3 separate regions of the Homo sapiens genome follow, and regions 2 and 3 are each linked to region 1. The links are chromatin loops, found by intact Hi-C in ENCODE. Cell type or tissue: CD4-positive, alpha-beta T cell. All regions are shown on one strand.

Region 1 (8,000 bases):
TAATATCTGTTATTGATCTCACTGTCAATTGATGTGCTTACTCAACTGAATTGTGGCAATCTTATTATCTATTGCTACATGTGCTGTGAGAATGCAAAGAGTTGCTTATCAAAGCCTGGCTTGTCATAAGATTAACTTTTTGTTTCTATTCAAATATAAAGATGGCAACAATGAAACACTCTTGTAAAATTATCTTTTTTTCTACTGTATTTCATTATGGGGAAAGAAAAATTTTAAAGGCATTTTTCAAAAGACTATAATATATTTCACCTAAATAAATCCCTCTCTTTAAAAACATGTATATATAGCATATGTATTTGTGTATAAGCAGAGGTTTTGTTTATGTCTGTGTATACAATATACTTACCTCTTTTCATTACAGGATAGAATGCAAATCTAGGAAATCCTCTCACAGGGGATTATCTTTTAACATATTTGAGTCAATTTTAGGAAAGCAAACCACAAAACTTGATTAAATTACCAACTTTATTTGATTTTGTTTATTTTTAATGAATTCTTTTGTGATTTTTGTCTGGATAACATTCAGGATACATACTGTACCTTTTGGAACATAACCATCAACAAATTGCAAACTTCTGCAACTTCGACATTTCTGAATTATCCTTTTGCTGAACTTTTTACAAAATCACCAAAAAAATCAAGAAAATATCATTTAGCAGGACCTTGTATAACTTTTATACTTATATTTGTTATAAGATCTGGGAACATTGATTTCCAGTATAAACCCAAGTATTTTTATTAAAAACTTGTGTTTCTGTTGTTAGTTTGAGAGCATCAAATATCCTATCTGTTTACTCACTGCTATTTTCTCAGTCCCTGGAATAAAACATATGAGTAAAAGAAGAATGAATTCTAGATTTTCCTAAAGTCATAGTAATAGATAGGCTTTTTAGTTGTCACAGATCTCATCATCATAAGTTATCAATTGGTGAATAGTATTTTATATTCAACATGTACCTTCATGTACAAGATGGCCCTTATAAAGAACATATAAGATATGAAAAAAGATACCCAGAATATGTCTATGTTACTGATGAAAAAGTTAATGTATGTCATAATCAGACCAGAATTCAGATCTTCTCAGCTGTGTTTCACTGTACTTTTCATTGTACTGCCTCGATTAGAGATCTGCTGTAGCTTATAATCATATGGACTACTAATCTTTATAATATCTTCAGAGAGAGATGTTGTTGTCTGTTTATGATCTATTCCAATGTATAATCATCTTCATTGATCAACAATTTAACTTATAATTTAACCAAGTTACTTGACCAAAATTTAAGTTCATTTCTTCATAAAAGAACTCATGCATTACAACAGAAAGTAAGTTATGCTTTGCACAGAATACTCTTTATATACTTACAGCATTTAAAAATAATTTCTTTTCCTTTTTTCAAATGTCTTTAATTTTTAAAAAATAAAACATACATTCTTTCTTGTAGTAATTTTTATTACATTAGAACTTGTGTTTCTCCTTTCTCCTCTGCCCTCAATATTTGTATCTCCACTTGATTTTACACACTTCTTTCAAATTCTGTTTCCCACTATTTCATATTCAGAATCTTAATTGACTTTCTACAGCGTGGACAAATACATCCTTAGCCTGGCATCCAAAACCTTAAGTGATACAATCCAACCTACAATTGCAACCTTATTTTTTTCAACTCATTTGTGTGACTTATACATAATTGAGCTTCAGCCTGAACTAGAATGGACTTAGGAAGTTGTGATTTTTAACATTTGAGATGTTGATATTGAATAAGTATGCCCAAAGGTCCATGGAGTCCAGTTATTATTGAGGCACTCTTTGTATTGTAAGAATTGCAAGCTGATGTGAATGTGAAAACAGCACTCAAATTGTAGTGTACCCACTATACACAAGTCTTGTGTAAGGGGTTTCAAATATTTTGGTCTCAGGAATCCTTTACACTTTTAAAAATTATTGAGCCCTCCAAGGAGCTTTTAGTTAAGCAGGTTATATCTATAGATATTTACTCTATTAGGCTGGTGCAGTGGCTCATGCCTGTAATCTCAGCACTTTGGGAGGCTGAGACAGAAGGATTGCTTGAGTCCAGGAGTTCGAGACCAGCCTGGACAACATGGCGAAACCCCATCTCTACTAAATATACAAAAATTAGCTGGGCATGGTGGAGTGTGCCTGTAGTCCCAGCTACTTGGCCTGAGGCAGGAGAATCCCTGGAACCTGGGAGATGGAGGCTACGGTGAGCAGAGATAGCGCCACTGCACTCCAGCTTAAGTGACAGAGCAAGACCCTATCTCACAAAAAAAAAAAAGCTCTTAATAAGAGAAAGTCAATTTAAAAATAAATAATAAATAAATTTTGAGGCCTCCAAGAAGCTTTTGTTTAAGTAGGTTGTATCTATAGGTATTTACTCTTTTAGAAATTAAAACCAAGAACTATTAATTTATTTAGAGTATTTTATATATTTAAAATAATAATTAATTTAAATCAACAGTAATAAACTCATTATATGTTAACATGAGTGCATAATTTCATCAAAATTAAACATTTTCTTAGTCTGGGCACAATGGCTCACACCTGTAATCACAGCATTTTTGAGAGGCTGAGGCAGGGCAGATCACTTGAGGTCAGGAGTTAGAGACCAATCTGGCCAACATGGTGAAACCCGTCTCTACTAAAAATACAAAAATTTAGTCAGGTGTGGTGACGGGTGCCTGTAATCCCAGCTACTCAAGAGGCTGAGGCAGGAGAATCACTTGAACCTGGGAGGTGGAGGTTGCAGCGAGCCAAGATCATACCACTGCACTCCAGCCTGGGTGACAGATTGAGACCCTGTCTCAAAAAAATCATAAATAAATAAATACATTTTCTTAAAATACTTGTGAGGAAAGTGGCACTTTTTTTTTTCAACTCTCTTCAGTATTTTGCTTAACAGAATATAGCTGGATCCTCGTACCTATTTCTGTATCCAGTTCATCACATAGCCTTTGGAAAAACTCCACTATGTATTTGTGAAAGAAGGAAAATGTAAAAAGAAAATAACTTCTGAATATTATGATGAATATGGTTTTGAGTTTGCAGACCCCCTGAAAATATCTCAGGCACCCCCTGGAAAAAATGTAAATTAGATAAAATGTAAACGTGATAAGACATATTGGTGGTAGGTGTTTTAAGGCAGTTTAGTCTCTACTCTGACAGTATGTGCCCTCTTGGGCTTATCCATATAGGCAAATGCTTTATATTTTCCTTTGAAATCATCTGTTTTTTGGTTCATTGTTTCAGCTTTAGTTTGTTATGAAAATAGACACATGGTTGATAGGTTCCGTGCATTAGAGAATCAGGCCCTTGGAACACACCTTAAGAACAACTCACATAGAGGTTAAGAGCTTAGGCTTTGATGCCCACTGCCTGTTTGTGTAGATCAGCTTCTCCACGCCTAGTTCTGTAATATTGGGCAGGTTATTACACTTCTTATGCTACGGTGTTTCCTTCTCCAAAATGGAATTAACAATAATATATCTCGAGCTGTGTTTTGAGGGTTAAATAAATTAATACATGATTTGCAATTATAACAGTTCTTAGCACTAGCAATAGTCAATTTTATGGCAGGGTCAATACATTTTTTTCTATCTGGGGCTCCTCTCTCTATCCCTAGAATTCAGTGTCTTATCCAAATTAATATTTATTTGTCTTAAAGATAGAAAAGTAGGGAATATCTTTTATGTTGATCAAGTCAACATTTAGACAGTGTTAATCCTTTGATATTTAGTTATCAAATAATTCAGATATAGCTAAGTTATCCACAGGGATTTCAATATGTACCTGAAAGAAGTAAGAGCAAGCAGCTCTAAACATTTTTATTAACCTACAAAGTGTTATTCATTCCATTCATTTGCATCGATTTTCCTTTTTTTTCAGCAATCTGTCATGCTTAATTTAGTCCTTCCTTTCTCACTAGGTTAAGAAAATATAAATGAGTCTAGAATTCATTCATTCATTCATTCGTTCATTCATCATGTACCTGTTGTGAAATGCCAAGCCTTCTGCTAAGCTCTGTTGTGCAATCTTAAAATCTTGTGGCAAAAGACACATATTAAACCAATGAGCAACAAAACAAGCGTATAAATTAAAAATGTGAGAAGATTTTGAAATGGTCTTTCTTTTGCTTTTTTATGCTTTCAATATGATCTTTATGACATATCAAATGTTTAAGCTTTTATTAAAATTGAATATTTTACCTTCACTTTGTTATATGTTAAATAATTGATAAGAAATGATTGGGCAGAAAGGGAAACCATGAAAAGAGCATTAGTTGATCTAGCTTCTGGTTTCAACTTTGACACTAACTAACAATATGATTTGAATAAGACATGAACACTTTAGTCTCATTTTTCTCAATTGCAAAAGTAGGCAGTCGTCTGAAATCTCTCCCAGAGCTATTATATTTGTTATTTTAGGAATAAGTATATCTTTACAGCAATTTTCACATGTTGTTTGAATGAGGTAGATTGTAGCATTTTAATTTCACAATTGTAATTACTTTTTTCAACCTATCAACCTATGGGATTACAAGCATCTTGAAGTTGGCTTCTGAATCGTCTTCATTTTTGTGTACCCAGAATGCTCAGTGCAAATTTTGTTGAATGTTGAATGTAGTTTTAAACTGTATTTGTGATGGCAAATAGTCCTAAAAGACTTTTCATTAAGTTTCCTGGGATGACCAACGGAAACAAGTCTGAACCTATGTTTCTGAGTACATTGAAAAGAATAGCAAGTGTTTCATAAAGGTTAAGTTTTAAGGAACAAGGGCTATGCTTGGTTGGACTTTTCACATGTGAAACTGCGTTCACAAGTCTTTAATTTTATCTGTGTCCAGCAGATGGCACTAGTGCCTCAAATAAAACTCCAGTTTGAAGAAAATGTAAGGTAACGCATACCTTAAAACTAAGCAGATGTCATGAAAATCCAAGAGAATATCACACAAATATTCAGATCTGTATAGTTAAATGAAACATGAAATTGTTGAATAAGTATTTATCTTTTAAAAAATTCTCTGAATTTTATGTTTGTAATTCATCGCAATTATTCTAGAAAAGTAAAAGACTACATAGGGGGAGAAAACAAACACAAACGGGAAATATTCCAGAAGAAAAAGTTCCTCCAAGGTCAGGACATGCTCCAAGATGCTTTTTGGCTATATCTTCTCTGCAAAATTTATGAAAAATAATCACAAAAAGCAATAAAAAGTATTCAATTTCTCCTTTTTCTAAGCTGTCTCTTGTCTTTGTTATATTTTAGTACCCTACCAATTGTATACAATTATGAAAGAGACATGCGTGAGATACTGTTGAAAATTATAGAAGAAAAGCAAGAATAAAGCAATACTTCTAAAACTTAACTTGAGAAAATTATTGTTGTTCAGAAAGACTTTTTGGCATTGAAAGCCTTGATTCATAATAACATCCTCCTTCTTGAATATTGTTATTTTCCTTTTCCCAATCAAGTAATCAACAGTTTTCCTTTTCTTTTAAAATATGAAATGAACAAATGTTTACTCATAATATCTTAAAATGTCATTTTTTTATTAGTAAAAATCTTTACTTCATTTCTTATTATATGCAATTAGGCTATATTAGTTTTTAACTATTTGTAACTTTTAAATTTGATATGTTCACCCTTTCTTTTAATCTATTTTTTCAAACCTAATAAATATTATTAGCTGATTGAAATTAACAACTCATTTAAAAGAAACAGAATTTTATAATATCCTGTTTCTTCCTCAGAGTAGTTTGATAGTATTAACGTAATAACTATTCTCACTTTATTCAATAAGATCAAAGTAAAGATTTGGGGGAAGCATAGAAACAACATTTATTTGCCTTAACTGGATCTTTAATACAGCACCTCTACTTAAGAAATTTAAGAAATACTCTGAGAAGCTATTTATATAGAGAGATTTTATCATTCAATCATGCTTTTGGTGAAATAATTATTAAAGATTATTAAGGATTAATAAGGATTAATATGTAAAAACATAAGGCTTTAATTTGTTGATTTTTTAATTCTGTAATTTAATTATGATGTTCAAAGAAAGGAATAGAACCATCTAGTCTCAAAAGTGGGAGGAGCCTATCATGACTTCCCTATCTCCTTTTCTTCTCACCCTCTCTAACTCAGTGACTTATCCAGTTTTACTTCATGTCTGTTGTCAGTATCTTGAGCAAATAAAAAATAGAGGGAATAAAAATCAAGAATGTGTGCCTTAGGAGAGGACAAGGTACCATACAATCTCATATTGAAAATTAAATAAAAATATATCAAGTTATAAAATCAAAAAAAAGAGAAAAAAAACAAAACAAAACAACAACAAAAAGTATGCTGTGAGTTTATGTGGTCACCAATGTAGAACATGCAGTTACAGACTCTAGATTTCTTTAATTATTTCATAGTCATCTGAAGAATAATTGGTTTGTTGGACTTTCACATACGAAAGACATGTGGTAAGACATTGGCAATAGGTGTTTTAAGGCAGTTTAGTCTCTATTCTGATAGTATATGCTCTCATTGGCTTATCCATATAGGCAAATGCTTTATATTTTCCTCTGAAATCATCTGCTTTTTGGCTAATTGTTTCAGCTTTAGTTTGTTATGAAAATAGACACATGGTTGGTAGGTCCAGTGCATTAGAGAATCAGGATGAAATAATAGAAAAATAGAACTTTCCCACCCTCTGCCTTACACTCTTCTATGCATGTTCAGGGGGAAAGTGTGGTGAGAATTCAGTGTGTCTGCTCCACGCTAGCAGTTACCTAGAGGTGGAGCAGTTATGAAAGAAGTGGAGATGGCCAGGAGGAGCTGGAAATAGCATCGGGAAATGTGGGTAGAGGCTATACAAATTTTGTGGGCTAAATAGAATTCTGGTGGTTGGAATGCTTATCCAAACTATTTTGAAAGTTAATTTACATTTTTTTCCAGGGATAAGTTTTTATTATTTTTTAAAATGAGAGAGGGATGGGAGATAGAGAGAGAGAGAGAAAGAGAGAGAGAGAGAGAGAACTAGCAAACATCTACCCCTCATTCCATCTGCTCCTTAGATATCTCAAAACTTATTTTTCTTCTTTCCACTATCACAGATCTATTCAGAATTAATAGTATGACTTTTATGATTTTACCAACAATGTAAACTAAAGTTGTCTTTACATTTCTATTTTTAAAAAGCAAGTAAATTATTTCAATACAGAGAATCTAAAATAAATAAAAACAACAACAAAACAAGAAAACCCTTACCATCTGGGTTCTACTACATTTGCACTGAAATCTTGGGTAGTAAATATATATCTGGACCATTTAAAAGTAACTTTACTTTGAGGCGCATCACGTCAAATAGAGGCTGTTTTGTAGTCTACCTTGTATTTTACTGCTGTGAACTCTGTGAGCAAACAGAATTTGTTCACAGGGTGAAACACATATTTATGGTCCTGAATAAACTGCACAGATTCAAAAACTATTTGTGTGACAGTGCTAGACACAGGAATTCTGAGGCCAAATGGGATGTTTGTAGTCCACATTTGCATATCAATACCCAGACTCCCCTTTAGGAATACTGCTGCTTCATGACAATGCTGTTGTCTGAGGTCTGGGGGAAAGAAAACCCATAAAAGTTTGGACTCACTTTTCAATGCCCTCGATTCAATTCTTTTTTTGTGCTTTGGAAAACTGTGAAACAGGGTCACCAAGTTCAATTCTCCATAGTTTTATTATGTTTTAAATGAAGCGATTGAACCTGCACAGAACCCAGACGGACAGACACCACATGGCCACTTTGTGGCAAGGCAGCTTCTTAGGAATGGTGAAGCTTGTCTTAGTATGTTTCATGGGGTTGGGATCTGCACTATGGTTCCTTAGTTTAAAGAACCAAAGTAAACAAAACTCTTAAGCAAAATACTTAGAACCCTTTTTCCTGGAGAAAAAGTATACAATAAATGATTCTTTTAGC
Region 2 (8,000 bases), 1.6 Mb after region 1:
CAGCGAGACTCTGTCTCAAGAAAATAAAATAAATCTGTGTAACCAAAATATGCTAGAAATAAATGATAGTTACTTAACAATGTTGCTTATTCATAGTGAGATTTTCAAAAGTAAAAAAACAAAAATTTTTGTTTTCTTTAAAAAGAAATTTGCTCAGAGGTACAAAATTTTTAGTAGCTTTTCCGTGAATAACATTTAAATTTGAAATGAACAGATTAAACATTTTAAAAACATTTTTCTTATAGAAAAGGAAAATTTTAATTACTTTAAACTGCTTTGGATATTCATTTACTTAAATCCTTTTCCATATTTCTCCGATCTTAAAATATGTTTGAGATGAGCAAAATCACATAGAATTTGTTAAAGATACTGCAATTCAGGAGGAAGTATTTGAAAAGAGGACTGACCCATATTCTCTTCAAATATTTTATTCTTACTTTTTTTTAAAACCAAGAAGGGTAGTTTTTTGCTACATTTTAAAAAAATGATTGCTATGATTTGAGTGTCCCCTCCAAAACTCATGTTGAAACTTAATCCCCAAAGTGGCAGTATTGAAAGTTGGGGCCATTAAGAGGTGATTGAATCATAAGGGCTCTGCCCTCATGAATGAATTATTAATCCATTGATAGGTTAATGGATTATCAGGGATGGGGAACTAGTGGCTTTATAAGAAGAGGAAAGACCTGAGTTAGCATGTTAGCATGCTCAGCCCCCTCACCATGTGATGCCCCGTGCTGCCTCAAGACTCTGCAGAGAGTCCCCACCAGCAAGAAGGCCCTCACCAGATGCAGCCCCTCAACCTTGGACTTCTCAGCCTCCAGAACTTCAAGAAATAAATTTCCTTCTTTATAAATTACCCAACTTCAAGAAATAAATTTCCTTCTTTATAAATTACCCAGCTTCAAGTATTCTAAGCAACAGGAAACAGACTAGTGCAATGATTTTCACATTTCTACTTGAAGTGACTAATAGCAACATATTTCAATGTTTTTGTCTTTCAAAAATAATTATGTTTTATAATTCCTAGTGACACTTCCCTCTCTTCAAGTCTCATTTAAGAAAACTGAAAAGTATTCAGGTTCTCAAAGTCAATTGGTAATAAATGGAATTTGCAGGGTTTTTTTCTTTGCTGCTGCCTCTGAGCATGGCTTCAGCAGTGCCACATCATGAATCCAGCAATGTATAGCAATGTATATTCACACATTCTTCTCATGTACTGTGCTAGGCTGTGGAGCTTAAGGCAACAGACAGCTTCTCGCTTTTTTTAGCTTTCCAGGCAAGAGCCCAAAACAACTTGTTAAAATAGGTGTTTTAAGAAAGTTAGAAATGAAAGAACTATAACCATGATAGAATGCTTTGAAATGTATTCTATCCCAGTAGTCCCTCCTCTAGAATACCAGACTGTCCTTGCAAATGATAAGCTGGAACTTTATTGTCCAAATTCAGGGGGCTGCAAGGGTGAGTGTTCTCTAATACTCCACTGGCATCAGCTTAAATGTTGATGAATGTGGATCTGATTCAAACAGCCCAGGGAAGCAACTCTTGTAAAAATTTCTAAGACCTTATGCCGGGCTACCTCATTCCTTCTGTGTCTCTTCTTTAAGCACTTCTTTCACTTGGCTTCCAGGATAGCTCTCTGGCCTGCTTTATTCCCACCTCTCTGACCTCCTGCCTCACCTCTTTTGCTGGGTCCTCTCCATTTGCTCACACTCTGAACGTTGCAGTGCATTAGGGTTAGTCCTTGGCATCTTTTTTCCCCTTCCCATACTCACTTTTTAGGTTATCTCATTTATTCTCACCACCCTCACTTGCTAAGCAGTCTCATTCATTCTCATGGCTTCAAATGCCATCTATATGTTAATGACTCCCAAATGTAGAATTCTGAACTCAAGCTTAATGCTTCCACAACTGAGTTTCTATTATTGCTTCCACCCCCAGTCTGCTCCTTTTATTGTCTTCTCCATCTCAATTGATGGCAACCTCAACTTCCCAGTGGCTCAGGCCAGAAACCTTGGAGTCATCTTTGACACCTCTCTTCCTTTCACATTCTGCATCAGCAAATGTGATTGTCTCTGCCTCAAAATGTAGCTGAGGGTAGGGTATGGTGGCTCACGCCTGTAATCCCAGCACTTTGGGAGGCCGAGGCGGGCAGATCACTTGAGGTTAGGAGTTTGAGACAAGCCTGGCCAACATGGTGAAACTCTATCTCTACTACAAATACAAAAATTAGCCGGGCATGGAGGTGGGCACTTGTGGTTTCAGCTACTTGCAAGGCTGAGGCAGGAGAGTCACTTGAACCCAGAAGGCAGAGGTTGTAGTCAGCTGAGATCATGCACTGCACTCCAGCCTGGGTAACAGAGCAAGACTCCATATTAAAAGAAAAAAAATCTAACCAGAATTTGACTTACCCAGTACTGCCACATTATACAATTCCAAGAGGCCCCTCTGACATTAAACATATAGTAAGTGATACCTCTGGAAGCTCTGGATTTGTGAGTCTCACCACCTCCACTATCACCATCTTAGTTCAACCATCATCATCTCTTGCCTCATTGTGCAACAGCCTCACAACTTGTATATTAACTTCCTCCTTCCCTATTCAGTGTATCCTCAACATAATGCCATCAAGATTCTGTTAAAGCACAAGTCCTATCATATCACTTCTCTCCTCAAAACTTCCCAATGGATTCTCAATTCAGAGTAAAAGCAAACATTTTACAGTGACCTCTAAGACCCTACTTGATATGGTTGTCTGTCACCAACCTGATCTCATCTTCTACGAGTACTCTGCCCTTCCCTCACTCCATCCTTGGCGTACTGAACACTTCGCTATTCATCAAACATGCCAGGAACCGCAGGGTCTTTGCAGTTTCTGTTCACGTTGCCTGGAATGATCTTACCCCAGATTTCTCTCTCTTTGTTAGGTCTTTATTCTAATGTCACCTTCTGAATGAGGCCAGCCCTGGCCACCCTATCTAAAATTTTAGTCATTCTCCCCTGTACTTCCTATGCTCTTCCCTGCTTTATATGTTCTCATTAGCACATTTCACTACCTAAAGCAGTGGGAAGATACAGCATCATCCTCCAGAATGCAGTAAACACTCTCCACCTAATGAATTTGATATGGTGCTGTGTCCCCAGTAGGCAGAATACACAGGTCCTGGAATCAAGGGGTGGAAGGAGAAATGACCCTGTTTATGCTCATTCCCAGTGATCCACTTGCAGAATTTGTGGATATGCCCATGATACTGTGATGTCATTAAATAGCTAAGACGTGCTTTTACAAAAGAAGTTTAGATTTGATTTTGCGAAGCATTTTCACCCGTTAAAATCACAAGTGACCTGTATGGAGGTGGATTTGTTCATAATCACATTGGATATTGTCTCTGGACAGTTCTTTCCAATCCCAATACTCCCACCTGGTGGCCATAAAAGCTTAGATGCTGAATAAAGAGTTCAGATCAGGCTGATAGTGTGTTCCCCAAATTCAGGCTGCAGAGTCCTCTGGTCACAAGCCCTTAACCTTGGATTCAAGGGCCCAAGGCTGGGGGCTAATAGGCAACACCATGGGCTGTGGGTGCAAAGTGTGAAAAGAAAGGGAGTTGTAGGGAAAATGATGCCGGCATAATAGCACCTTCCTCAGAGCTGTGGTCAGGCTTCAGTGAGCTAAATTCACATCAACATAGGGCCTGCCATGTGGTAGACATCTAATATAATTACACACTTTTATTATCATTAATCCAAGATGAATGGGCGTGCCAGTGGACACAATCAAAAGACTACCCAAGAACCTGTTTTTAAGGAGAATTGTGATGTTTGAGCACAGATCTGAGAGGTGAGATGAATATCCAAAGGCAGATTCCCTCTTCTAGTACAGATGTTTCACGTAAGAAAATAAACAGGCTGGGTGTGGTGGTGCACGCCTATAATCCCAGCACTTTGGGAGGCTGAGGCAGGTGGATCATGAGGTCAGGAGATCAAGACCATGCTGGCTTACATGGTGAAACCCCATCTCTACTAAAAATACAAAAAATTAGCTAGATGTGGTGGCACACATCTGTAGTAGTCCCAGCTACTTGGGAGGCTGAGGCAGGAGAATCGCTTGAACCCGGGAGGTGGAGGCTGCAGTGAGCCGAGATCGCGCCACTGCACTCCAACCTGGGCAACAGAGCGAGACTCGTCTCAAAAAAAAAAAAAAAAAAAAGGAAAAAAAAAATCAGTGAGGCTATGAAGTTAATGCAATTTAACAAATATGGAGAGCAGCTCAGATCTTGTTATACGTCATAAAATTCCTACAAGAGAAAGAATCCAGTTTGGATTATAGCTTTGAAAAAAATGTATCATAATTCAGAGACTCTCTACACAGAAGAAAACGTGTAAGTATAATGAATGTGAAAAACATTTCAATTCCGTCTCACCCTTTACTGTCCATCACAGAACACACGCTGGAGAAGGCAGATGTGCGGTGACCCCAGAAACATCCTCGCCAGGGCTCTGCTTTGCCTCATGTCAGCAGCCTTGCTGGGCAGAAACCTCACACACATAATGAATGTGGAACCCTCCAGGCCCCATGAACATCAGAGGGCTCGCGCTGGAAATATTTAGATCCTGGCATTGCTTCTCTCTCCTCTCAACTACTCAGATGCTCGTTATCTCTGTGTTCATAGATTTTTGGCTCTTGATTATGTTTTAGTTAGGTCAAAAAGTCTGCTGACATTGATCAAATCCTACTACTACTACTAACTTTTAATGGTTCATCTGAGCCTACTGAATATAGTCAGAACTCTCCAAAATGTCTCTGTGTGCATTCTGAAATTCTGAGCAGGAGGCTGAAGGACCTCAGGGCATGGGGTGTGTTTTCATCTTTCATTCCAAGAGAAGTCTGTGACTTTGCAAGATTAAAGAGGATGTGAGAAGTAACCAGCCGGCTTTCTTTATGGATAGGGGTGAATTTGGATTTCTGGAACAGTGGACTCTTGTGGAGGCTGGACTATTTTTGCATAAGCTGGAAAGAATACATTCGGCAGAAAAGTGCCAACCTGACATTTGCAGGGAAGGAAAAAATGCCCAGATACAACTGTACACATATGAAGAATACCAGGAATCACATGGGAAGAACAATAGCATAGGAGCAGACTAATAAGTCTTGGCAGAAACAAGGAAGTGGATTAGGAACAATACCATGACTTCAGATATCTATATAGATTATCAAAGTAAAGGTTAATTCATAATACATCTAATGAATTTAAAATTTTAGCAAAAGGAGAGGAATACTGTGTCAAACAAAAGAAGATATTGTGAAATGGGACAAAAAAGTAAGAATGCAGTGATGAAGACTACTTTACCTAGCAGAAACACTAGGTAACATGATCAGTAACTATACATCACATATGGTCACATATGTTCAAGGTGTTTCTCAAGTATTATTATCTGCCTTTTCAGATGGGGAAACTGAGGCACAGAGAGGCAGTCACGTGATCAATCTAGGATTTAAATGCAACAGCCTGGCTCCAGTATCTAAGCACTGCCTCTCTAATAGAGTAGAGCTAGCCAACAGAGAGTGAGAGAAATTCATATACTAGAGAATGGAATCAATCATTGTGAGATCATTTCAGTTGCAAATAAAATGAGAGAAAAAAAGTGAAATTCATGTAAGACAGGCATCCTGGGCAGGCATTAGATAAAATAATGCAGTTTAATTCAGAGAAATAGCTGGCACAGAGACAAAATGTAGTACTGATTGATTATTTCAGCTGTTAGAAAATCTGTTGTCCAAATGTCCTCCCTTCCTCTGTGTGGGTTCTGAGAAGCCACAGCTGGTGAAGGCAGTTTTGCGTCAAAGCTGCAAGGAATGTGGAGGAATCATGGAGAACAGGGTGAGAACCACAAGTTTAGGGGCTGGCTGGCAAATGGTCCTCTTTTCAAAAAGCAGACAGAGTGGGCTGGGGTGAGGAGAGGAGTCTGGAAATTATGAAAGAACAAGTTTAATGTCAATCCATATCAAAATTCTATGTTTAAAAATAGAGTCTGTGAGCATTTAGAAGTGCAGCCATCTGAAAACCACTAAGTCGTACTTTGTATTTTGTAGGAGTGGAGATCAAATTCCAAATGTAGGCCAATCATTTCCAGTTTCTTCACAGTAGATAAGACTGGCTAAAATCTACTGTGCCCACCAGGTTAGAAAGTACACCAGCTATCTCAGCATGGCTGTTTGTGTTGGCAATAAGGAATCTGGAATCAGTGACTTGCTGTCACTGACCAGACACCCAGTGAGCCCAGAGTAAAATTCTGATTTACAGCCTATTTCTATTCATCACCATGTTGGCCTAGACCGTATGACAAGGCTTCTAACTCACTTTTTTTGCCTAGCTCTCTAATTCCAGTTTGTCCTAGAGGCTTATCCTTTGCTCTAGTCCACTAGGTTCAGCTTCCTTTAGTCCTGGCCTCTGACCCAATGTAAATGGACTGATTATCCAGATGTACAATGCTACCCACTGCCTGGATACCTACTCTCAGGCTTCACCACATAAGTCTGCCTAAAATGTACACTAATTCAACACCTGTCTTTGAACACTGCATATGGTGGAGGCAGTCCGACTCAGACTTCCAGGGCCCCATCTTCATAAGGGTTCACAGCTTTCTCTGTCTCCCTGCAAGGCATCATCCATTGCCTTCCTGCAATATAAACTGATTCTCTTGGGCCGTAATAAGAAATGCCATAAGCATAGTAAAAAGTAGTTTTCCCCTGGTATCTGACAAAACTTCGTGATTTTCTATTGACAAGATGGGGAGATGTGGTGTGGATGATAGAACAGTTAGGTGGATTGATATCTAGCTGAAAACTAAACTCGAAGTGTCTTGAGAAATGAATCCACGTCAAACAGCCTAGAAGGAAGTATGGGCATGTTCTAAGCCTATATCTGACCCAAACTTAAACAATGATTTTGCCAGAAACCAGATAAAGACATAAAAGGCAAAAAAGTTAGCCAAGTTTCCTACGACAACAGCCTAAGAGAGTTAATATGTGGGATAACTGTATGAAGAAATTTTTATCATTTCCTTATTTGTCAACTATATGTCAATAAAGCAAAAAAATAATAAGTAAGGTTAGAAATCTAAGATTTTAACATCTCTTTACAAGTTGGAAAGTTGAGGTTTAATTAAAATCAACCAACCAACAACAAAAATAAAAACACCCTGACTATAAAAAAAAAAAAAAAGAAAAGAAAAAAGGAAAATACAAGCTGGGCCCAGAGCATCTTGTAAGAAAGTAAAGAGTGCTCACAAAAAGAAAGGGTGGAATACATAAAAGAAATGCAGGAGCCAACCCCAAAGAGCTCACCGCCCGCATACAAACAACCATCATCTTTCCCCTGGATTGTGGCTGGGGCCTCCAAACAACCATCATCTTTCTCCTGGATTGTGGGTGGGGCCTCCTAAACCGGTTTCCCTGGCTCTATTCTTGCCCTTTCAAGTCACTTCTCAACATAGCAGAGTGACCTAACCCATTATTCCTTCACTTGAAAGCACTAACCCATCATTCCTCCTCTTGAAACTGTCCAATGGCTCCCCATCACACTCAGAATAAAGCCCAACGTTTGTACCATGGTCCACAAGGCCCTCCACTTGCTGCTGCTTTCTCCCTCAGCACCCCTTCAGGCGCCAGCCCCTGCTGGCTCCCTCCACAGTGGCCGGCCTGCTGCACCTCCATTATGTCAGGCAAGCTCCTGCCTTAGAGCCTTCGCATTCCCTATTCCCTCTGCCTAGAAGGGCTTCCCCCAGATGCCCACAGTGCCGGCTCCTGTGCCTCCTTCAATCCCTCACTCAACTCTCATCTCACGGCGGCCTACCCTGACCACCTATTTGACTACAGCTTTTCAAGGGCCCCTTACGCTGCTCGACTTTCTCCTTTTTCATAGCAGTGTCTCCTTCTAATGGCACAAGATAATTTGCTAATTATGTTTTATGTTTCTTTTCTGTCTCCCTGCTCTAGACTGTAA
Region 3 (8,000 bases), 1.6 Mb after region 1:
TACCACCAACCGACACTAACGAATAAAGCAGCTCACTTTTTGTGTGCGAGCATTTCATCCAAAAAAACAGTAAAAGGCCATGCGCGGTGGCTCACGCCTGTAATCTCAACACTTTGGGAGGCCGAGGCGGGCAGATCACTTGAGGTCAGGAGTTTGAGACCAGCCTGGCCAACATGGTGAAACCCTGTCTCTACTGAAAATACAAAAAAATTAGCCAGGTGTAGTGGCAGACACCTGTAATCCCAGCTACTGTGGAGGCTGAGGCAGGAGAATCGCTTGAACCCGGGAGGTAGAGGTTGCAGTGAGCTGAGATTGTGCCACTGCACTCCAGTCTGGGTGACAGAGTGAGACTCCATCTCAAAAAACAAAAACAAACAAACAAACGGAAACAACAACAAAAAAAACCCCAACAAACCACCGTCTTAATAATAAGAAACAGACACACTTAGAAGCCTCCCTGGTTTGGAGATTATCTTACTCTATAAAATTAAATTATATACAGTGTGTTGAAATAGACAAAAGGCCCTAGCAGGCTGGAGCCTTTATTGAATTGTTCGTTTCTGCTAGGTTACACCTGAACTTACCGCCTATTGAAATTCTCTCCGGGAATGTGACCTGGTACATATTCTGCTACATGTGGTGTTTAGAAACTTGCATTCTGGTCCTAATTGACCCACCAACAAATATCAACAAATATGTAACAATGAGTCTCCACTTTTTTTGTGAACAAATATGGAATTGGATTGAGCTGACTTCTAAGGCTTCTTCCTGTTTTGTGATTGCAGACATGAGGGTAACATTACCACCAGCTGATATAATATGAATTTGTTTTTCAGATTAGCTGGTCTCACCTGGCACAAAGTAGAGTCCTGAGGTGAGAGGGTGTAGGATGGGTAGGAAGAGAAGGGCTGAAGTTTAATCAAGGAAAGAGAAGTCTTAGAAGAGGCCTGACTCCAAGTATTTGGAGGATGGTCATATGGGAAGAGTTAACAGACATGTTCTGGGACATTCCAGAGAACAAGCTTAGGGCCAACCCATAGGTAGGAATGACCCACATATGAACCAGCATAACTCATCTTTCAGGGACAGGGACATAACTCAGTCAAAGACACCCTACAGGAGAGTGGTTCACTGGATTGTGGTGACTTTTCATAGCAGGGGAAGCAGACTCCCACTCACCTGTTTTTTCTGTTTTTAAAATGCGTAAGTTCTTCCTTCTTTCATCTCTTTCCTTCAGCTCTTCCCTTCTTCCAGTAACCCCCATTCACTCCGAGTTTCTGATACCCAGCCCTGCAGGTGTTTTTAGTACAAATATTTTGTCTCTCAGGTGTTTGGGGCAGAGGAAAAAAGATAAGAAGCACTAATCTAGTTCACTTAAAAGCCCTGTGCAATGCTAAGAGTGACTACAACAGAAAGCGTCAGCTCTGTGTAACCCCATCCTTCACAGTCCTCATGTCCCCTGACAGCCTCTCTCTTTGCGGTCTCATCTTCATATCCCTGTGTAATATCTCCTTTCAGAGCACAAGCTATGGAGCTGGGTGTGGTGGATCATGCCTGTAATCCCAGCTACTCAGGAAGCTTATGCAGGAGGATTGCTTGGGCCCAGGAGTTTGAGGTGGGTCTGGGCAACATAGCAAGACCACATCTCAAAAACAACAACAACAGCAACAGCAAAAACCAACAAAACATTGCTTCATAACAAAGGTAGTTTCACCAGGCTTGGAATAAGCCCTTCTTGGTTTCTGGGACAACTCTTTTAAATGCTTAAGACTCTTCCTACACATTTTAACCCAGGTACATAGGAGATCTATGTAAGAAGTCTCCCTTAAATCTACAACATTTTTCGGTGGGGGAAGGCATGCTTTGCCACAGTGCAATATTGGAATCTAGAGGAGCTCATTTCTTCCTTCAGTGGGAAAGCCACAGGCACTAAGCAGATACACCAATGTTCCATCCCTTAAGTGATGTCTTCGTTGAAACCCACAATGCATTACTGACAGACATTCCTGGAACAATGGCTTTTTCTCTGAGACCATAGTTCTCTTCCAGATCATCAGAGGAAATGAAAAGAGCATAGACACATGCCTGGTGAGCAGGCTGCCTGAGAAGCCCTGCCATTTCCCATTTTTCCTAATAACTCAGAAAATAAGCAGTCAGCCAGGCCCGGTGGCTCACACCTGTAATCCTAGCACTTTTGGAAGCCGAGGCGGGAGGATCACTTGAAGTCCAGAGTTTGTGACCAGCCTGGCCAACATGGTGAAACCCCTTCTCTACTAAAAATACAGAAAAATTAGCTGAGCATAGTGGTGGCACCTATAATCCCAGCTACTCTGGAGGCTGAGGCAGGAGAATCGCTTGAACCCAGGAGGGAGAGGTTGCAATGAGCCGAGATCACGCCACTGCACTCCAGCCTGGGCAACAGAATGAGACTCCATCTCATAAAAAAAAAAAAAAAAAAAAAAAGCAGTCAACATAGAAAGTGGCTTCAAGAAGGAAGGACATATCTAAAACTTTTTTTTTCTTACTTCCCCCTGCTCAGAACAAACTTTGAGATCACCATCTCGCAATCTAACACTGACGAAAACACAGTCTTGTAGAACGTGAACGTCAAAACCACAGCACTTTTTTGTTTTTATAGGACAAGTTGAGTATCTGTTTCGTAGTTTATCAGTTTTATTGATCATGAGAACACATATAGCAACTGCCTGGCTTCTAAGTCACATAGTATTTTATTATCTTTCTTTTCTCAGACAAAGAAGATAACTCAAGTAGTAAAATATTGGGCTGAATGACTACCTAAATGATCTCTAAGTAGGTTTCACACTAGACTGATCAGCAGTTACCTGCATCTGACCAGCCACAGCAGCTGCTGGGTACTCATTTCTGTAGCAGGGCCATTTACCTGTTCACTGTTTAGTTCATTCAAGGGGCCCCTTTATCTGTCAGGAGGAAATTAGCCATAGAATCAAGTCCTGCCACATTAGTGCTTCCACTGTACCTAATACTGACCTCTGCTGTTGTTTTAACCACATTACATGGAAGCCATTTATTTACCTATCTGTCTTGACTACTAAGTTGTGAACTCTCTGAGAATTGAAAGTGTGTCTTATTCATCCACTCGGTTTCAATGATTGGTATAAATAACTGCTCAATATGCATTTACTGGATGAATGAACAAACCAACACGCAGCCATCAGACAGTGAGGCCTAGTGGTTAAGAAGATGTGCTCTGGTGGCAAACATCTGTTTTAAAATCCTGGTTCCCCAGTTTCCAACTGTGTGAGTGACACTGAACAATTTCTTAATCCATTTGCACCTCAGCCTGTTAAGGGGGGTTAATATTAGAACTTTTTTCACAGTACTGTTGAGTTAGTATATACGAAGCATGTAGAAAAATGCAAGCACACTAATGTTTAGTATATGTTCACTGTGGTTGCTATTGTTATGAATATGATCATTATTACTAGGCAAAAATAATACCCCTATTAAGAACACTAGAAGAATTTAATACGTGAGTTCACGGCTCTTTGCACCAGAGCCTCTGATAGTGAAAAGGCAAGCCAGATACTACCACACAGTGGAGAAAGATGTTTAAAATGTGCTTTGTCCTGGCTATGTAGTGGCTTATGCCCGTAATCCTAACACTTTGGGAGGCTGAGGCAGGCGGATCACTTGAGGCCGGGCATTCAAGACCAGCCTGGCCAACATGGCGAAACCCCATCTCTACTAAAAATACAAAAAGGTAGCCGGGTGTGGTCGTGGGCGCTTGTAATCCCAGCTACTCTGGAGGCTGAACCACAAGAATCACTTGAACCAACTGAGATCGCACCACTGCACTCCAGCATGGGCGACAAAGTGAGACTCTGTCTCAAAAAGACAAACAAACAAACGAAAGTGCTTTGTCCTCCATGAATAAAATTCAGCTAATACTGGGCAAGTATTCACTATGGGCCCCACGTCTGTTAGATCTTTTATTCATATGACCTTATTTCCGTTTCAAAGCAAGTATGGGAGAAAGAACTTTTGTTATTTTTCCCTTTTTGAGTTTTACTCTGCTGCCCAGGCTAGAGTACAATGGTGCGATCTTGGCTCACTGAAGCCTCTACCCACCGGGTACAAGTGATTCTCCTGCTTCAGCCTCCTGAGTAGCTGGAACTACAAGTGTGGGAATGTCCCAGCTAATTTTTGTATTTTTAGTAGAGAAGGGGTTTCGCCATGTTGGCCAGGCTGGTCTTGAACTCCTGACCTCAGATGATTCAACTGCCTCTGCCTCCCAAAGTGCTGAGATTACAGGCATGAGCCACCGCGCCTGACCATTTTTCTCATTTTTTAAAAGATGAGGAAAATGAGGCTCAGAAATGTTAAACAATTTCCTGAACATGATACACAGGTAGGTGAATCATCTGGCCCCAGAGCCCATCATCTTTCTGTTCCAAGTTGCCTCCAATGCAACAAACAGAGAGCAGAAGCATCACGGGAATGTTGTTAAATGTTCCCTGTGGCATTGCCCAATGAATGAGGATGAAGCCAGGCGTCCTCAGCCTTTGGTCCCAAGTACAGTAATCCCCAAAGAATGCTGGTTCTGAGGTCTCCCTCCAGCCCTGAATAAAGTCCCCTGGATGCATTTCTGGGAATTGAAGGATATAATTTCTTTAAAAAATATTTTAAGGCAAGTAGTTATTAAATATTATAGTCATAATTAAATAATTCATAATACCTCAAATTTCCCCTCGGGAGACCTCTGTCAAAACCATGCTATGCCCAGCTACAAAATTCTAATGATAAATTTCATATATTCTAACCCAGCTCATTTCCCAAAGAGGCACTAATATCTCTGGGGGGTTTTAAATCATGGCACTGCTGTCAAGTTGTAAGTATTATCATCTTCATTTTGTGGGTGAGGAAACTGAATTTTTAAGGATTTAAAAGACTTGGCTAAGGTCATACAGCTAATGAGGAGCAGAGAAGGGTTGGAATCCAGATTTTCAGCTTCTACACTGCCACTCTGGCAGTCAAACCCTGAGCCATTTACTGTGGAAAAGCTTTGTGACAAGCACTGCACTAAGGGCCAGAAATGGAAAAGTGAGTAAGACATAGTTCCCAATCTTGTGGGGAGATACACTCATAACTAACACAATAAAATGTAAACATGGTGATAGACCATATCTATAAAATGCCACTGGGGCACATGAAATTCTTTAAAAAGCATGTAACAATTGAACTGGGTGTTGGAGAGTGAGTAAGAGTTTGCCCAGGAGGGGAAGTGCAGTCTAAGCAGAAGGCGATTCTTGTGCATGGAGTATGCAGGAAACATGCGGGAGTGGCCCCTTGATTCTTGCTGCATTTTGAAAGGCGAGACCTTTTAAATAGTCTGATTTATGATACAACAGTAATAAACCAGACAAGAGTACCTTTTTTTTTTTTTAAACTTTGAGTTCCAGGATACATGTACAGAACGTACAGGTTTGTTACATAGGTATACATGTGCTGTGGTGGTTACTTGTACCTATCAACTCATCATCTAGGTTTTAAGTCACACATGCATTAGGCATTTGCCCTAATGCTCTCCCTCCCCTTGGCCCCCACTCCCTGACAGGCCCTGGCATGGGTTGTTCCTCTCCCTATGTCCATGTATTCTCTTTTTTTTTTTTTTTTTTTTTTGAGACAGAGTCTCGCTCTGTCGCCCAGGCTGGAGTGCAGTGGTGCGATCTCGGCTCACTGCAAGCTCCACCTCCCGGATTCACACCATTCTCCTGCTTCAGCCTCCCGAGTAGCTGGAACTACAGGTGCCCACCACCACACCCGGCTAATTTTTTGCATTTTTTTTTTTTTTTATTTTTAGTAGAGACAGGGTTTCGCTCTGTTAGCCAGGATGGTCTCGATCTGACCTTGTGATCTGCCCGACTTGGCCTCCCAAAGTGCTGAGATTACAGGTGTGAGCCACCACGCCCAACCTGTGTCCATGTATTCTCATTGTTCAGCTCCCACTTACCAGTGAGAACATGCAGTGTTTGGTTTTCAGTTCCTGTGTTAGTTTGCTGAGGATGATGGCTTCCAGCTCCATCCATGTTCCTGCAAAGGACATGATCTCATTCCTTTTTAATGGCTGCATAGTATTCCATGGTGCATATGTGCCACATTTTCATTATCCAGTCTATCATTGATGGGCATTTGGGTTGGTTCCATGTCTTTGCTATTGTAAATAGTGCTGCAATAAACATACATGTGCATGTATCTTTATAGTAGAATGATTTATATTCCTTTGGGTATATACCGAGTAATGGGATTGCTGAGTCAAATGGTATTTCTGGTTCTAGATCCTTGAGGAATCACCACACTGTCTTCCACAATGGTTGAACTAATTTACATTCCCACCAACAGTGTAAAAATGTTCCTATTTCTCCACAGCCTCACCAGCATCTATTGTTTCTTGACTTTTTAATAATCCCCATTTTGACTGGCATGAGATGGTATCTTAGTGTGGTTTTGATTTGCATTTCTCTAATTATCAGTAATGTAGACCTTTTTTTCATATGTTTGTTGGCCGCATAAATGTCTTCTTTTGAGAAGTGTCTGTTCATATACTTTGCCCACTTTTTGATGGGTTTGTTTGTTTTTTTCTTGTGAATTTGTTTAAGTTCCTTGCAGATTCTGGATATTAGACCTTTGTCAGACAGGTAGATTGCAAAAATTTTCTCCCATTCTGTAGGTTGCCTGTTCACTCTGATAATGGTTTCTTTTGCAGTGCAGAAGCTCTTTAGTTTAATTATACCCCATTTGTCAATTTTAGCTTTTGTTGCAATTGCTTTTGGTGTTTTTGTCATGAAGTTGTTGCCCATGCCTATGTCCTGAATGATATTGCCTAGGTTTTCTTCTAGGGTTTTTATCGTTTTGGGTTTTACACATAAATCTTTAATTCATCTTGAGTTAATTTTTTTATAAGGTGTAAGGAAGGGGTCCAGTTCCAGTTTTCTGCATATGGCTAGCCAGTTTTCTCAGAACCATTTATTAGATAGGGAATCCTTTCCCCATTCCTTGTTTTTGTCAGGTTTGTTGAAGATCAGATGGTTGTAGATGTGTGGTGTTATTTCTGAGGTCTCTGTTCTGTTCCATTGGTCTATATGGCAAGAGGACCCTTTAAACTTTATAAGTTTACATATACAATGTGTGTGTATGTCAACATACATTTGCATGAAGTGTGTAGGAAACATGGGGGGAGTGGCCCCTTTATTCTTGTTATATGTGGATATATGTATACCCACAGTATATATCTGTATATATTAGTATATACACAGTATATATATATGAATATATGTATATATACACACGTAGTATATATATGGCATTTCATTGAGATGTCTTAAGACTGACAAATTTTAGGACTATTATCTTGGCTTTTCTCTTTAATCTATCTCAGTGTTTCTTGATTAGGGCCAATTTTTAAATGTCTCTGAACATTTTTGGTTGTCACAACTGGGGACGGGATGGGGAAAGGTGTTACCGGCATCCTACAATGCACAGGACAGCTCCGGCAAGAAAAAAATTATCCAGTCCAAATAGTCAATTATGCTGAGGCTGAGAAACCCTGCTTATCTGCTTAGGAAGCCAGGCTCCTCCATCAAACTATCACCAAAGCCCAGAGAAAGGGTGCCGGAACCAAACCAAAGGCACAGGCATTTCAATTTCAGAGGAATTAGCACTGAGGCTGACGACCTTGTTCTTGCTTCACAACCTGACAGAAGCCTGCTCTGTGTTATCTAGGTAAAGAGACACCACAGAGATTACATAAAAAGCAGGCGGCTCAGGGGCCTAAGAACGGATGGTATCCATTAAAAATCAATTCACTAATAGTTTACCTAATAAACAGAACCACCAGGCTAAGTTTTAAAGGCCCTTCCTGCTTCTGCAGAGTGAAACAAGGGCAAACAGTTAATATATTTTTCTGTGTGCTTCTGTCTTTATTCTGTTTACTTAATAGCAATAACAACAACCATTGCCAT

Evidence for each region. A loop is a pair of places that touch in the nucleus more often than their neighbours do. Peaks named below come from ENCODE experiments on the same cell type or tissue, not always from the same donor. Only the 100,000 strongest peaks of a DNase experiment are listed, where the experiment ranks them.
Region 2: it touches region 1 in a loop (20-fold over the local background); 6 of 110 quality-filtered maps call a loop at or near these places.
Region 3: it touches region 1 in a loop (13-fold over the local background); 6 of 110 quality-filtered maps call a loop at or near these places.

The regions. Positions count from the first base shown.
Region 1 is chr4:120,151,434-120,159,433 of GRCh38, forward strand. All of the region lies in intron 3 of MAD2L1-DT (MAD2L1 divergent transcript), which reads left to right. Among named protein-coding and RNA genes, the nearest start is that of MAD2L1-DT, 88 kb to the left of the region's middle. In CD4-positive, alpha-beta T cell, CTCF peaks have their summits at 4,882 (motif pointing right) and 5,085; a DNase peak (open chromatin) is centred at 4,868.
Region 2 is chr4:121,733,510-121,741,509 of GRCh38, forward strand. No RefSeq gene overlaps it. Among named protein-coding and RNA genes, the nearest start is that of PP12613, 27 kb to the right of the region's middle. In CD4-positive, alpha-beta T cell, a CTCF peak has its summit at 3,449 (motif pointing left); a DNase peak (open chromatin) is centred at 3,422.
Region 3 is chr4:121,723,850-121,731,849 of GRCh38, forward strand. No RefSeq gene overlaps it. Among named protein-coding and RNA genes, the nearest start is that of ANXA5, 31 kb to the left of the region's middle. RefSeq lists a silencer at 3,037-3,216. In CD4-positive, alpha-beta T cell, CTCF peaks have their summits at 3,014 (motif pointing left) and 3,216; a DNase peak (open chromatin) is centred at 3,002.